Linked DNA regions of Homo sapiens: region 1 is linked to region 2. A link is an interaction called in ENCODE POLR2A ChIA-PET data of the cell type or tissue named here. Cell type or tissue: GM12878. All regions are shown on one strand. Links, peaks and the distances in the headings refer to the core of each region. The heading gives the core; the rest is flanking DNA. Region 1 has its middle 9.1 kb from the start of KRTAP5-6. Region 2 overlaps LOC124902610 (a long non-coding RNA gene).

Region 1 (8,335 bases), core at 24-8,023, 98 kb after region 2:
ACTTTTTTTCTTTTTTTTTAATTATTTGCTCCTTTCTCTCATTACTTAAGGTGAAAACTGAGGTCATGAATTGGAAAACTTATTTTTGTTGCTGTTCTTTTCTTTTTTTTTTTTTCCAGATGCGGTCTTGCTCTGTGACCCAGGCTGTAGTACAGTGGCACAATCACGGCTCACTATAGCCTCAACAACCTAGGCTCCAGTGACCCTCCCACCTTCAGCCTCCTGAGTAGCTGGGACTACAGGCATGCACCACTGCACCCAGCTAATATTTTTGATTTTTAGTACAGACAAGGGCTCACTATATTTCCCAGACTGGTCTCGAACTCCTGAGCTCAAGCAATCCTCTCTCCTCAGCCTCCCAAATGCTGGAATTATAGGCATGAGCTACCATGTCCAACCTGGAAAACTTCTTTTCTAACATGGACATTTAATGCTATAAATTTGTGAAAACACAAATTTAGATGTAGCTTTGATTTTCTTTTAGTTTGAAATAATTTTGGGTTTCTCTTTTAATTATTCTTTGGCCCGTGGATTACTTAGCAGTATGCTATTTAGTTTCCAAATATGTGGGATTGAATTCCATAGGGTCAGATAATATACTCTGTGGGACTTGGACCTCTTAAAATCTGTTGAGACTTTTTTTCTGGCCCAGAATATGGTCTATGTTGGTAAATGTTCCCTGTGCACTTGAAGAGAGTGTGTATTCTGCTGTTATTGGGTGGAGTGACCTCTAAACGCTGACTACATCCTGCTGGTTTAAAGCGTTGTTCAAGCCTTCTGTGTTCTTTTTTTTTTTTTTTTTTTTTTTTGAGACGGAGTCTCGCTCTGTCGCCCAGGCTGGAACTCAGTGGCGCGATCTCGGCTCACTGCAAGCTCTGCCTCCCGGGTTCACACCATTCTCCTGCCTCAGCCTCCCGAGTAGCTGGGACTACAGGCGCCCGCCACCACGCTCGGCTAATTTTTTGTATTTTTAGTGGAGACGGGGTTTCACCGTGTTAGCCAGGATGGTCTCGATCTCCTGACCTCATGATCTGCCTGCCTCGGCCTCCCAATGTGCTGGGATTACAGGCACCCGCCACCACGCCTGGCTAATTTTTTGTATTTTTAGTAGAGACGGGGTTTCACCGTGTTAGCCAGGATGGTCTCGATCTCCTGACCTCGTGATCCGCCCGCCTCGGCCTCCCAATGTGCTGGGATTACAGGAGTGAGCCACCGCACCCGGCCCTGTGTTCTTATTTAGTTTCCATCTGCTTTTTCTAGCAATTATGGAGGGAAGATTCTTAGTAGAAGGTTATTTATTCTCCACTGTTGAGACCCTTCTCAATATTCCACCCACATGCTCCATGAATTGTGGAATTTTCCAGCCTTTCTGCTGGGGTCAGTCACTGTCCCCAGCCCTGTGTGCGCGCCTGGCACAGTTCCCTTTGGTCCTCTCTGCTGGTTCTTTCCCTGGCTTCAAGTAGTTCTCTCCCACGCATGTGCCATTCAGTGCCCTGCTGAGGACTGAAGAGGGGACCCTCCGCATGTCTCCCAGCTCCCTGTGCAGCGCTCCACTCTCCGATGCTCTGCCCTGTGACCTCGGGCTGCCTTGGTCTTCACAAATGCTCAACTCAAGGAATACACTGAGCTTCCCCGGGGTCTCCTCTCCCTGCGCCATGACCTGGAAACACTCTGAGGGCTGAAACCTGGGGCCACTGAAGGGCTCACGTCCCAGGGCTCACCTCCCAGTCCTTTCTTGTCTGTTGTCTACCTCTTGAGAATAATGTGTTTGTCTTGGTTTTGTTGTTGTTGTTTTACATTTACAATTGTATATTTATTCTCTGTTGCTCTATCTTGACCCAAAGCAGAAGTATCCTAATTCTTTTTTTAATATATTAATCTTTTTATTTTGAGATTATTTTAGGTTTGCATGCAGTTGTAAGAAATAATAGAATATCATGAACCCTTTATCCAGTTCCCTCAATGGTAACTCCTTGCAAAACTACGGAACAATATCACAATCAGAATATTGGCATCGATATTTTCAAAACACAGACCACATTCATCACTGCCGGAACCCTGGGCGATAAACCCTAGGAGACACTAATTGGTTATCCATTTCTATAAAGTTTTCATTTCAAGGATGTTATGTAACTGAAATAAAACAGCATGTAACCTTTTGAATTGGCTTTTTATTTTTCATTCAGCATGATTCTCTGGAGATTAGCAGGCTGTGGTATGTATCAATAGTTCATTCCTTTTTCTTGCTAAACATATTCCATAAGCTGAACGAGCCCCAACTTATTTAACTGTTCGCCCATTGAAGGACGCCTGGATTTTCAGTGTGGGGCTATTATGAATAGCCCAAAGCAATTGTGTGAAAGCTTTTAGGTGAAAGCTGCAATGACTGGAATACTGCAGTAAAGTCTGTTTCCCCTGAGAAGTAGTGGGCAGGTCCACCTTGATATGATGGGGGTGTGGGAAGGCTCTCTTCGTCTCTTTCCCTGACCAAACCCAGCTGCTAAATTCGTCATTGCAAGCTGGTTGCTCGATTGTTTTTGACATCACCCTAGGGAATAAATTGCTTCACAGACTAATCCAATCAAATTCTGACTCCTTTGAAAGGAAAGGCCAGTGCTTGAGATTTCTTACTAACCCAGAAAGTCTCTTCCCAGCTCTCTCTTTCTCCATTTCTCTCCAGAAAACTAGCCATCTTAGAGTTAGGCTACGTCTCTAAAGAATCTATCAATCTTCTCCCAGTTGCCCTTCACCACAACCGCCACTGACTCTGAGAGCACCCTTAGGTTTGAACTTCATACTCTGTTGCAAATGAAGTCAGTTCCTTTTGGGAGAGACTAGGAGATCCTCTGTTCTACATCCTGCCATTCTCCCTGGACAAAATCTCTAAGCCACAGCTCTGGAACTGACGGCAGGGATCTTGGCTCACTGGTGTCATGCCTACTTTAGAAGCTGGACACTTGAGTGATGGGCAGCAGCTCCAGGTGTCCTCAGCTTGCCTCTCTCAGCATGAACCCCTCCCATAAGCTGGAGCAAAGGTGACCAGAGACCCGAGACCCAGGATTCTCAGCATGATGAACCCAGGGCAGCCTTTGCTGCATGAGTGAGACCTGAGGCTGAGTAGAGGAAGGGACCCTCACCTCTCGGACACACTCACTCAGAATTCAGCCTGAGACACAGGTAGCTGGGGGCAGGATGCTAGCACACTGACCCTCACAGGAAGAGAGCCTCACCAACTGGAAGTGAAACTACCTTTTGACAGCGAGAGAGGTCTAGCATGGCTGACTCCATCTTGCTTCTGGCTCATAGGCTGGTTGTCCTTGCTTATTCCTGGACTCAGGCCAAGCTAACTGATGCAGGATTTTTTCTCAGCCTCTTTGCTGGACTCACAGCAGAGGCTCCTCATCTACTTGGCCCAGCATGCTCAGCCCCTTGCGGGAGGGAGTGCATGAGCGAGCAAGTGTGGGATCTGGCCAGCCACTCTGAACGCTGACACGGGAGCAAACTCCACGTGGGGCCCACAGCCAGACCAGGTGTGTCACCTCGAGGAGAACATGGCAGTGCCCAGACAAGGGTGCCCGCAACCCCGAAGCCCCAGAGGGGGTGTTAGTGCTCTAATCAGCTCTTATAGTTCCACCATCCACATCCCAATGGAGGGCAATGTGTTAGCAGCTCGGTCGGCCCCTGGCCTCATCGCGTGGGGCAGCTGCCCTCTGCTGGCGAGGGCAAAGGGCCCGGGTGACATCCTTTCTAGGTACCTGCACTCTGTGGGTCCTGAGCTCTTGTCCAGCGTCCAAGAAGAATGAGGTCATGCTGGTGATTGAAGGATGGTGAAAGTGGAGACTTTTACTGAGCAATGAAAACAGCTCTCAGCAGAGAGGGGAACTGGAAAGGGGACAGGGAGGGCAGGTCGTCTTCCCCAAAGTCAGGAGATCTCTTCCTTGAAGTCAGGCCTTCTCTCTCTCTCTACCAACTGAGTCTGGAGTCTTTATAGGCCCAGGACGGGGGCAGGCCAGGCCATAGGTAGTATTGGAAAAGGCAGTATTTGATTGGTTAAAAAGGCATTATTCAAAATGAACCAATCCGGAGCGAGCAGGCAAACAAGAATAGAAGTTTTCACTCTGGGCTGCAGGTTTCAGGATGTTTTGGCTTGAAGGTGAGGTTTCACTGGGGACCCACCCCCATCTGCCTGGGATTTGTCTGCCTCCTGCCTCTATTATATCCATGGGAGGAATTTAGTTTATAGTTTAACTTGTAAGCAAGGATGATAACGGTCCCGCCCTAAAACAAATCCCCTCCTTTTTGGGGAGCTGAAACTGCCTTTATAGGACTAATGAAAGACCACAAGATTAGAATTACAGGAGGGCATGAGTTCTGCTAAAATATAGGCATAGTTTCTATAATCCCCCTCTGCTTAGGAGTCATTTGTCCAGAGATCACAAGATTTGTGGCTTCCCCAGTTGCTCCTATAGATAATATCACTGTGGTAGAATTAAGATTGGTCTTTTGAGGTGGTTTTCCAACTGACCCCATGCAGACTCGTGACTCACGACTTGTTTAACCGTTCACCCGTTGAAGGATGTCTGGGTTGCTTTCACTTTGGGGTTGTTATCCACCCAGAGGCAGATTCAGGGCACAAGGACCATTTTCCACACCCCTGTGATTGCCCCCGCAACCAATGAGGAGCACCCATTCCCCAGCCCCCCACCCACCACACTGTCCTGGAAAAACCCTAACCTTCAAGCCTTCAGGGAGACGGGTTTGAGTGATCATTCCAGTTCTTCCACCTGGCAGGCCTTGCGTTAATTAAACATTTCATTTACTGCAATACCATGTTCTCAGAGTGAACTGGTTTTGTCTGTGCAGCGGGCGGGAAGAGCCTGTCGGGCAATTACAGAAACTGGAGGAGAGATAGTCTTGCATTCCTGGCTGTACAGCCTGGAGTGGAGCTTCTGTCTCACTGGGCTGGGAGAGGGCACACGCATTGGCTCAGATACCACAGACTCACACAGTTCTCACTAAGCTTTAGTCGATTTTCTTGAATAAATGTTTCTCTATTTGAAATGGCTACAGGGCCATTTGCAGATGCTTTAAATGGTTGTTGGGGGTGGGGTTTCGTTTGTTTTTGTTTTTAAAGTCTTCACCAGTTTCACATGGAAGTGGATCTCTGGAGTTCCCCCTCATTGTCACGCTGCAGTGGGACTGCCCTGTGACTTTATTATTTCATAGCATTTGAACATAAGATAATCACAAGCTTTCAAAGGACTAAATGTTCGATGAAGAAAATGGCACAGAAAAAAAAAATGTCCCTTCTAAATAAGGACTCACTTGGTCCTCCACCAGCAACCAGGAGCACTGCCAAGTGTGTCTCTCTCCTTATGACGTGACCTTTTATCTTTAAAGGACACTGAATTTCACTCACATTATTATTTCTTACACAGTGTGTTTTTATTATTCAAGGTCACTAAGACTTTCTCCTGTTTTATTCCAAATGTTTTATTGTTTTATATTCAACATTTAGGTCTATGATGGGCATAGAGTTAATTTTATATAAAGTATGAGGTTGAGGTTGAGGTTTTGTTTTCGTTTTGTCTACGGCGGTTCAATTGTTCCAATGCCATTTTTTGGAAACGGTTCTCCTTTCGCGCGCTGGTATGAATGCGTTCCCCAAAATTCATGCGCTGTAACTTAACCCCTGTTATGGTGTTACTAAGAGGTGGGGTCTCTTGAGAAGTGATCAAGTCAGGGCTTTGCTCTCAGGCATAGATTAGTGCCTCATTAAAGGGCTGGGGGGGATGAGCTTGGGTCCTTTTTGCCCCTTATGTTTTCCACCAAAAGGACACAGCAAAGAGCCTCCACCAGATGCAGAATACTGGCACCTTGATCTGGGGACGTCTAGCCTCCAAAACTGTGAGAAATGTACTTCTATTGTTTGTAAAATACCCAGTCACAGGTATTTTGTGATTGCAGCAGACACTTCTCCATTTAGTTGTCTTGCCCCTTTGTCATAAATTAGCGCAGTCTTGTGTGTGCGAGTGACATCTCAACTCCGTGCTTTTCCCTTGATCTGTGTGTCTACCCCTCTGCCCATACCACACTGTCTACATTGCTGTCGCTTTATGGAATGTCTCAAAGTCAGCTAATGTCATTCTTCCAACTATATTTCTTGTTTCAAAATTGTTTTGGCTATTCTATTTTCTTTTCTTTTTTAAATGTTTTCTTATTACACTTTAAGTTCTAGGGTACATGTGCACAACGTGCAGGTTTGTTACATATGTATACATGTGCCATGTTGGTGTGCTGTACCCGTTAACTCGTCATTTACATTAGGTATATCTCCTAATGCTCTCCCTCCCCCCTCCCCCCACCCCACGACAGGCCCCAGTGTGTGATGTTCCCCTTCCTGTGTCCAAGTGTTCTCATTGTTCAGTTCCCACCTATGAGTGAGAACATGTGGTGTTTGGTTTTCTGTCCTTGCGATAGTTTGCTGAGAATGATGGTTTTCAGTTTCATCCATGTCCCTACAAAGGACATGAACTCATCATTTTTTATAGCTGCATAGTATTCCATGGTGTATATGTGCCACATTTTCTTAATCCAGTCTATCATTGATGGATATTTGGGTTGGCTCCAAGTCTTTGCTATTGTGAATAGTGCTGCAATAAACATACGTGTGCATGTGTCTTTATAGCAGCATGATTTATAATCCTTTGGGTATATACCCAGTAATGGGATGGCTGGGTGAAATGGTATTTCTAGTTCTAGATCCTTGAGGTTATTCTATTTTCTTTTGCCTTTCCTCATAAATTTCATAAACAGCTTATGAATATCTACCAAAAAATCCTGCTAAGATTGTTGTTGGAATCCAATTAAATCTGCACATCAGTTTTGGGGAAGTTGACGTCTTTATTATTTTGTGTCTTCAAATCTATGAATGCACGACTCTCTCCACTTATTTAGGTATTTTTTGATTCCTTTCATCAGTGTTTTGTATTTATAACATGTGCATTCTGTACATATTTTGTTAGATTTATAACTTTTTATTTTTGGACGTATTTCAGAAAACACACTATGTTTTAGGGCAGTTTTAGGTTCACAGCAAAATTGAGTTGAATGTATAGAAAATTACCGTATTTCACCTGCTGCCACACCTACATAACGTCCCCTGCTGTTAGCATCCTACACTAGGGTGGCCCATTTGTCATCATTGATGAGCCAACATTGACACGTGGTGAGCACCCAAAGTCCAGACCTAACCTTCACCTCCACTCTTCATGTTGTACGTTCTACAACACAAATGATGAACGTGGAATGCCATTTATTCACCATCACAGTATCATATAGAACAGTTTTGGGCCGGGCACGCTCACTCCTGTAATCCCAGCACTTTGGGAGGCCAAGGCAGGTGGATCACCTGAGGTCAGGAGTTTGAGACCAGCCTGGCCAACATGGTGATATCCCACACACACCTCGGTCATGTGTGTCTGCTCTTTTTTCTTGTCTGTCTTGCTACAGGCTTATCTTTTTTGATCTTTATTTATTGATCTTTATTGATCTTTTCAAAGAACCAGATTTTGGTTTAATTAATTTTCTTGTTTTATTTTTTTTATTTTTTTGAGATGGAATTTCACTCTGTTGCCCGGGCTGGAGTGTGGTGGCACGATCTCAGCTCAGTTCTCTGCAACCTCTGCCTCCTGGGTTCAGCTATTCTCCTGCCTCAGCCTCCCAAGTAGCTTACATTACAATCATGGGCCACCACGTCAGGCTAATTTTTGTACTTTTAGTGGAGATGGGGTTTTGCCGTGTTGGCCAGGCTGGTCTCGAACACCTGACCTCAAGTGATCCACCCACCTCGGCCTCCCGAAGTGCTGGGATTATAGGCGTGAATCACCACGCCTGGCTGGTTGAATAAATTTTCTCCGTTGTTTTGCTATTTTCTATTGCATTGATTTCTAATTTTATATGCATACATACACACTTATCCATAAATTTATATATTTTTTCCTGCTTGCTTTCAGATTATTTGTTCCTTGAAGGTTATGTAGAATTAACCAATGAAACCATCTGGCCTTGAAGGGTTTTTTTGTGTGGGAAGGCTTTTAACTACAAATTCTGTTTCTTGATAGAGATATTCAGGCTCCCTCTTCCTTCTTGAGTTTGGTGGTTCATGTCTTTCGAGCAATTGGTCCCTTTCCTCTTAGTTTCCAAATGTATGCGGCGTGCAGTATTCCTGCATTATCCTTTTAATGTCCGTGGGACCCGAAGTGATATCCCTTTTCTCATTCCTGATATTGGTAATTTGCATCTTCTTTCTTTTTCATCTTGCCAGTCTTGCTAA
Region 2 (8,335 bases), core at 170-8,169:
CGTGAGCCACCGCACCCGGCCAATAAATTTTATCTGGAAATGGAGTAGTATGACCCTCCCAACTTTGTAAACATTAATTTGGCTCTTCTAGTTCCTTTGCCTTTCCACATATGTTTTGGAATCCTGATGGTATTTGATTTGGATTGTGTAAAATCTGTAGAGAAATCTGAAGATAGCTGCCACCTTAACACCCTCGAGTCTTCCGATTACTGGACGTGATGGTCTGTCTCTCCATTTGTGCAGGTTTTCCATTTCCTCCCTCCATGTGCCCTCCCACCCAGCTAACATATATCTCGCTCAGTTGCCCAGGTGCAGGCAGAGACTCCCGGAGAGCAAGCACTCGATTCCTCAAGCTCGTCAGGCAGCAGGAGCTTCGTGCTGGTCCCCAAGTCTCACGGGGGATGAGGAACAGCTCAGGCAGGTGCTTTGGATGTGGTAGTTCTGAGTCCCAGACGAGGAACCCCAAGTTTAGGAAGCCCCAATATTTCATAAAGACCTGCTATCAAACCTGCCCAGAGGGAGACATTATCTTTTTTTTTTTTTTAGACGGAGTCTCACTCTGGAGGGAGACATTATCTTTATTTGGCCCATAGGGGGACCCCATCTTTATTATCCAGGACAATCTGCCCTCCGCCCTGCAGGGAGACACTGCCTCTGCTAAGGTTCTGCAAACATCCCTGGAAAGATAGTAGAAGGTGGCAGAACTCCACCTCCATCCTCTTGGGGTCCTGGCATGGCCCGAGAATTAAATTGGCATGAAACAGATCGACAGGAGAAAGGCGCACACATTTATTCAAAAGAAGTTCTATGTGGCTCAGGAGCCTTCCTAAGGAAACGAAGAAACAAACTGTGAAGAAGCAAGCGAGTTAGGCGGGGAGGCTTAAGAGATAAGAGCTAGTCTAACAAGGGCTGTACAGAATTCTCTTAGATTTCTCGTTCTTGAAGATAAGGGTGTTGCAGATTTCACGTGGGAATTTCAGCTCCTGCTTTTAAGAAACGGCACAAAGGTCAAGGTGATCTTTCTGTACCTGCTGTTTTCCAAGTACTTTTAACTCATAGTTAATATGCCAGCCAGTGCAGCATTTTTAATTTTTATTTTTAATTTTTTTTTTGAGTCGGAGTCTCGCTCTGTCACCAGGCTGGAGTGCAGTGGTACCATCTCCACTCCCTGGGTTCAAGTGCTTCCCCTGCCTCAGCCTCCTGAGTAGCTGGGACTACAGGCGCGCGCCACCACACCAGGTTAATTTCATGTATTTAATAGAGACGGGGTTTCACCGTGTTGGCCAGGATGGTCTCGATCTCCTGACCTCGTGATCCGCCCGCCTCCGCCTCCCAAAGTGCTGGGATCACAGGCGTGAGCCACCGCGCCCGGCCCCAGTGAAGCATATTTTAATCTCCTTCCGTAGTCCAGGACGGAAGTGTGAGAGCTCGATGCAGAGAGATCTCCCAACATCCTCTCATTCCTGCTGTTGGTAAATTGTTTTTTCTGCCTTTTTAAACATTAGTTTTGCTAGGGTTTTTAATCAGTTTGTTAATTATCCCCTATTATTTTTACTATTATTTTTATTTTGATTTTGATTTCTGCACTGTCATTTCCTTTCTTCCACCGAAGTTGGTTTAATTTGCTCTTCTTTTTTGTTTTTAGTTGGAAGGTTAGACGAGTGATTTCAAATCTTTTTTTTTTTTTTACTAGTAAAATCATTTAAAGCTACCCATTCCTTGTAAGCACAGTGTAAACTGCACCTCACAAATTTTGATGCATTGTATTTTCATTTTTATTTGGGTCGGATGTTTTCTAATTTCCTATGTGATTTTTTTCTTTGTCAAATATTTGGGAAATTTTCTAGGTCTTTTTAAAATTGATTAATTTGGTTTCTAATTTCCATTGGGTTAAGATACGAGAGTCTATAAGACTTCTTTAAACTTTTGAATGTTTTGACATCACGCTAAGGCTGGTTTCATAAATAAGCTAGGAAATGCCTCCTCCTCTTCTGTTTCCTGGAAGAGATTGCATAGAATTTATCCTCATTCTTTTTATTTTTATTTATTTATTTATTATTTTGAGACAGAGTTTCACTCTTGTCACCCAGGCTAGAGTGCAATGGCATGATCTCTGCTCACTGCAACCTCCGCCTCCTGGATTCAAGTGATTCTCCTGCCTCAGCCTGCCAAGTAGCTGGGATTACAGGCGTGTGCCACCAGCCCTGGCTGATTTTTTGTATTTTTTAATAGAGACGGGGTTTTACCATGTTGGCCAGGCTGTTCTTGAACTCCTGACCTCAGGTGATCCACCTGCCTCAGCCTCCCAAAGTGTTGGGATTACAGGTGTGAGCCACCATGCCTGGCCTCATTCTGTTTCAATGTTGGATGGAAATCTCCAGGGAGACAAGCTGGGCCTCGAGATTTCTTATTTGGGAGATTTTAATTATAAATTCGAGTTCTTTAAGAGTTATCGGGATATCTAGATGTGTCTCGGGGGAACATCCTATCTTGGAGCTTACTCTGTGCCCCTAAGGAATGACCCTTGGGGTCTTGACAGATGTCCAAGGCAGCTATCACGCTTCCCTACACTGGTGTGACTCGAGGCTGAGCTCCGCGTGTCCTTGATGAGGGTGGTTATCACGCCTCCCTACACTGGTGTGACTCGGAGGCTGAGCTCCGCGTGTCCTTGATGAAGGTGGTGATCACGCTTCCCTACGCTGGTGTGACTCGGAGGCTGAGCTCCGCGTGTCCTTGATGAGGGTGGTTATCTTTTCAGCTGCCACTTTCACCAGGCTCCTTGAGTTCTCTCCGTGCAGATTTGGTTTTGGGGGTTAGAGGCCTAGGATTTGGAATCAGTTAGATGAAGATTTGGGTGTCCCCTCCCTGTAGCTCCCTCCTAGCTGAGATTTCTTTTCTCACCCCAACCCCCTCATCCTCTGACCCCCAACTCCAGTGAAATTCACCCTGGCTGCTTGAAGCCCCGCTGCCTGGCTCAGGGGGCTGGAGTGTGCCTTTGGGACAGAAACCCCAAAAATGTGACCTTGACCCAGCCTTTTCCCTCACATTGAACCCCATCAGTTTCTGCCTGGTTTCAATGGCTCACCAGTTCCTTTAAATAGTTTTTAAAAATAGGTTGTCCAGAATTTATCATTGTTTTCTGCAGAGAGTTAGTCTGACATCAGCCACTTGCAATTTCTGGAGCCCAAACTGATATGGATGATAATTTACCAGCCTGATCTAACAGACCAATGGAGCTGCCAGGATCCAACCATTAGAGAGTTCGAGTTCTGCCCAGGCTCAGCTTTGTAACAATTGACTACCTATTGGCCCATAAAGTAAGTCTCATAAATGTCAATCAATTTGTATCATATTGACCCCTGTCTCTGATCAGATTGCAAATAAATTAGAAAACCAAAACAACAACAACAAGATGATCTAACATGCATTTTTAACATGAAAAAGGGCATTCTAAAATAGCTGGAGGTCAAAGGATAAATCATCTTGGAAATTACATAAAATTCAGAACTAATGCATAATGAAAGCAGAAAATACTATCAGAGCTTGAGGATGCTGCTCAAACAGCACATTCGTCCCTCAGGATCAGTGGGGACAGGTTCTGGGACCTCCCACACATACCCCAATCCACAGGCGCTCAGGTTCCTGATGTGAAATGCTATTGTGTTTGCATATAATCTACACACATCCTTCTGTCTCCTTCAAATCATCTCTAGGTTACTTACCATACCTAATGTGATGTAAATGCCACATAAATAGTTGCTATACTGTATTGTTTAGGGAACAATAACAAGGAAAGAACATGGACATATTCAGTGCAGACACAGCCTTTGTCAAACTGTGTTTTCCACCTGGAGTTGGTAGAATCCGCAAGTGTGGAACAGGCACATATGGAGGGCTGACTGCGCTTCCAGGAAAACCAATAGCTTTAAGCTGGAAAGGAGGAGAGGTGGGAATTAATGAGCTAATCATCTCACTTATGAAGTTAGAAAAAGGAGGAAAGGCCCAGACCAAGTCCGCCCTGTGAGCACAGAGCCTTGCCCTGGCCCATTCCGCCACCCTCCACGCCTGCCGCCCGTCCACACCCGCCGCCCTCCACACCCGCCGCCCTCCACACCCGCCGCCCTCCACACCCGCCGCCCGTCCACACCCGCCGCCCGTCCACACCCGCCGCCCTCCACACCCGCCGCCCTCCACACCCGCCGCCCGTCCACACCCGCCGCCCGTCCACACCCGCCGCCCTCCACACCCGCCGCCCTCCACACCTGCCGTCTGTCCACACCCACCCAGCTCACCATGGATGATAATATCACCTTGCTTGTCATAGACAACACCTCTGGCATGTGCAAGGCCAGCTTCACCGACGACGATGCCCCCTGGGCCGTCTTCCCCTCCATCGTGGGGTGCCCCAGACACCAGGGCATGACGGTGGGCATGGGTCAGAAGGACTTCTATGTGGGTGGCGAGGCCCAGAGCGAGAGAGGCATCCTGACCCTGAAGTACCCCATCGAGCATGGCATCATCAGCAGCTGGGATGACATGGAGAAGATCTGGCACCACACCTTCTACAACGAGCTGCGGGAGCACCCGGTGCTGCTGACCGAGGCCTCCCGAGCCCCAAAGCCAATAGAAAGAAGATGACCCAGATCATGTTTGAGACCTTCAACACCTCGGCCATGTACGTGGCCATCCAGGCCGTGCTGTCCAAGTACACTCCTGGCCATACCACTGGCATCATGATGAACTCCAGCGACGGGGTCACCTGCACAGTGTCCATCTATGAGGGCTACACCCTCCCCCATGCCATCCTGTGTCTGGACCCGGCTGGCCGGGACCAGACTGACTACCTCACAAAGATCTCACTGCGCATGGCTACGGCTTCACCACCACGGCCGAGCGGGCGATCACGTGTGACATTAAGGAGAAGCTGTGCTATGTTGCCCTGGACTTCAAGCAGGAGGTGGCCACGGCGACCACCAGCTCCTCCCTGGAGAAGAGCTATGAGCTGCCTGACAGCCAGGTCATCCCCACTGGCAACGAACGGTTCCGCTGCCCCGAGGAGCCCTTCCCGCCTTCCTTCCGGGGTGAGTGGAGACCCCCTCCTGGCCCTGCCCACAGGAAGGTCACCCTCGGGGCCATGCTGTGGAAGCTGAGGCTGGCCCTCATTTCCCCCTCAGGCATGAAATCCTGTGGCATCCACGAAACTATCTTCAACTCCATCATGAAGTGTGACATGGACATCCTCGAAGACCAGTACACCAACACAGTGCTGTCTGGAGGGACCAGCATGCACCCCAGCATCACCCACAGGGTGCAGAAAGAGATCACCGCCCTGGCGCCTGGCACGATGAAGATCAACGTCATTGCTCCTCCCGAGCGCAAATACTCTGCGTGGATCAGCGGCTCCATCCCGGCCTCGCCATCCACCTTCCAGCAGATGTGGATCAGCAAGCAGGCGTATGACGAGCCTGGCCCCTCCATCCTCCACCGCAAATGCTTCTAGGCAGACTGGACTTAGCTGTGGTACACTCTTTCTTGACAAAACTTTGTGCAGAAAACAAGATGAGATGGGCGTGGCTTTTTTTTGTTTTTTGTTTGTTTTTGATTTTTTTGTTTTTTTTGGCTTGACTCAGGAATTAAAAACTGGAACGGTGAAGGTGACAGCGGTCGGTTGGAGGGAGCATCCCCCAAAGTTCACAATGTGGCCGAGGACTTTGATTATACATTGATCTTTTTTTTAAATAGTCATTCCAAATGTCGTGAGATGCAATGTCACAGGAAGTCTCTTGCCCTCCTAAAAGCCACCCCACTTCTCTCTAAGGAGAATGGTCCAGTCCTCTCCTGAGCCCATTAGCTAATTTTGGTACTGAAGTTATGCTAGCCTCCTAAAATGAATAGGGGGAGAAAAACAGCCTATTTTTATATTTACTCCAAGAGCTTGGCTGGAAGACGTCCATATATTTACATTAGGGGAGGTGATAGTATTGCTTTTGTGTAAATTATGTATTGCAATTTTTTTAAATTTTATTTATTTATTTTGAGACAGAGTCTCGTTCTGTCGCCCAGGCTGGAGTGCAGTGGCGCCATCTCGGCTCACTGCAGGCTCCGCCTCCCGGGTTCACGCCATTCTCCTGCCTCAGCCTCCCAAGTAGCTGGGACTACAGGGGTCTGTCTGCCACCAAGCCTGGCTAATTTTTTGTATTTTTAGTAGAGATGGGCTTTCACCGTATTAGCCAGGATGGTCTCGATCTCCTGACCTCGTGATCCAACCGTCTCGGCCCCCCAAAGTGCTGGGATTACAGGCATGAGCCACTGTGCCTGGTCTGCAACATTTTTTAAATCTTCACCTTAATACTTTTTTATTTTGTTTTATTTTGAATGATCAGCCTTTGTGGCCCCCCTTTCTTGTCCCCCAACTTGAGATGTAGGAAGGCTTTTGGTCTCCCTGGGAGTGGGTGGAGGTAGCCAGGGCCTACCCGTACACTGACTTAGACCAGTTGAATAAAAGTGCACACCTTAAAAAAAAAGAAAAGAGAAAGAAAAAAGAGAATAACCCACGGGCCCCCGTGGAATTAAAGGAAATCATTTTTTAAAAATACAATAAAAATTAATGAAATTCTAAACAAAGACCTTTTAGAAGTGCTTCCATGATTCACAAGTTAGTTCTGTGAAGAGGTTAATAAAGACAAACTGTTAAGACAAATCAAGACTGATCAAGGAGGGAGGCAGGGGAGAGAGAGGGTGAGAGAGAGAGAAGAGTGTAAAGGAGCTGCAAGTCCAAAGGCCGCCAAAGTTTTAAAAAGTCCTAAGAGGAGGCCATGAGCAACTATATGCCAAACAATTTGCAATTGTAGCTGAAATGAATAAATTCATGGAAAAAGATAACACACAAACCAACCAAAGAAGAAAAAGAAAACCTAAGTATAAATACCACCTTGAATAAATGAAGCCAGAGTGTGACCATAAGGAGGAAAAAGTCAAAGAACAGAAGGTCCAACCTTACACAACTCTTCAAGTCAGCATAAAAATAGGCTTAGGCTGTTGTGTTTTTTTTTTCCATTCATTTAGGAGGCTAGCATAACTTCAGTACAGAAATTAGATAAGGACAGCGTAAGAAAGGGAGGTCACAGACCGGTCTTATTTTGAAGGCAGAAATCCTAAATAAAATATTAGCTAATCACATCCTGAGACAGGCAGCATAGTTTTCTGATCAACTTAGACTGATATAAGGAGATATATTGATATCATAAGAATGACGTGATATTAGAAACTATGTTAAAAGTAAGGTCACATACTTGAGGAAATTTGGGGCAATGTCTTATTCAAGATGATGTTACCACGAACGTCTTCCAGCCAAGCTCTCGGAGACTCTGGGAATTCCGTGAACATTCAGGGAGCTTCCATTCCAGTGTGGAAAACAATCAAAAGTGAACAAGTCGCATGTTCTCACTCACAGGTCGGAATTGAACAATGAGAACACATGGACACAGGAAGGGGAACATCACACACCGGGGCCTGTTGTGGGTTGGGGGGAGGGGGAGGGATAGCATTAGGAGATATACCTAATGTTAAATGACGAGTTAATGGGTGCAGCACACCAACATGGCACATGGATACATATGTAACAAACCTGCACGTTGTGCACATGCACCCTAAAACTTAAAGTATAAGAAAAAAAAAGTGAACAAGTAGGAATGAAGATAGCATCTGGGGGTGGTGTGTGCCTTGAACCAACACAAAAGGCAGCTATTCTGTGACACAGTGACTGCTTCTGACAGGGACACAGGTTCTTGTGTTTTTTTTGTTTTTTTTTTTTTTTTGAGACAGAGTTACGCTCTTGTTGCCCAGGCTGGAGGGTGCAATGGTGCGATCTCGGCTCACCAAGACCTCTGCCTCCTGGGTTCAAGCGATTCTCCTGCCTCAGCCTCCTGAGTAGCTGGGACTACAGATGTGCACCACCATGCCCGGCTCATTTTTGTATTTTTAGTAGGGACAGGGTTTCACCATATTGGCCAGGCTGGTCTCGAACTCCTGACCTCATGATCCGCTCGCCTTGGCCTCCCAAAGTGCTGAAATTACAGGCATGAGCCGCCGCACCTGGCTTCCTGTTATATTCTTGATTTGAAAGGATACTTTTAATATTTCACCATTAAGTGTAACGTTTGCCATAGATTTTTGGTAGCTGTTACCAGGTTGGGGAAGTTCCCTGCGATGTCTAGTTGGCTATTACATTCATTTTTAAAAATAATGAATAGATACTGAATTTATCTGGAGAATTTCTATTGCCCATGAGATGATCATATGTTTTTTCTTCTTTGATCTATGAACGGATTTTCTC

What was found. Peaks named below come from ENCODE experiments on the same cell type or tissue, not always from the same donor. Only the 100,000 strongest peaks of a DNase experiment are listed, where the experiment ranks them.
Region 1: POLR2A ChIA-PET joins it to region 2 with 6 read pairs; 2 of 35 experiments call an interaction of 5 or more read pairs at or near these places.

The regions. Positions count from the first base shown.
Region 1 is chr11:1,702,158-1,710,492 of GRCh38, reverse strand. No RefSeq gene overlaps it. Among named protein-coding and RNA genes, the nearest start is that of KRTAP5-6, 9.1 kb to the right of the region's middle. In GM12878, for the core only: a CTCF peak has its summit at 3,707 (motif pointing left); a DNase peak (open chromatin) is centred at 3,222.
Region 2 is chr11:1,800,054-1,808,388 of GRCh38, reverse strand. LOC124902610 (a long non-coding RNA gene) reads right to left here. Exons shown (of 3, transcript XR_007062550.1): 2 at 4,311-4,526; 3 at 3,728-3,930. It also overlaps the pseudogene LOC390029. Among named protein-coding and RNA genes, the nearest start is that of SYT8, 31 kb to the left of the region's middle. In GM12878, for the core only: no CTCF peak of the experiment used is centred there; no DNase peak of the experiment used is centred there.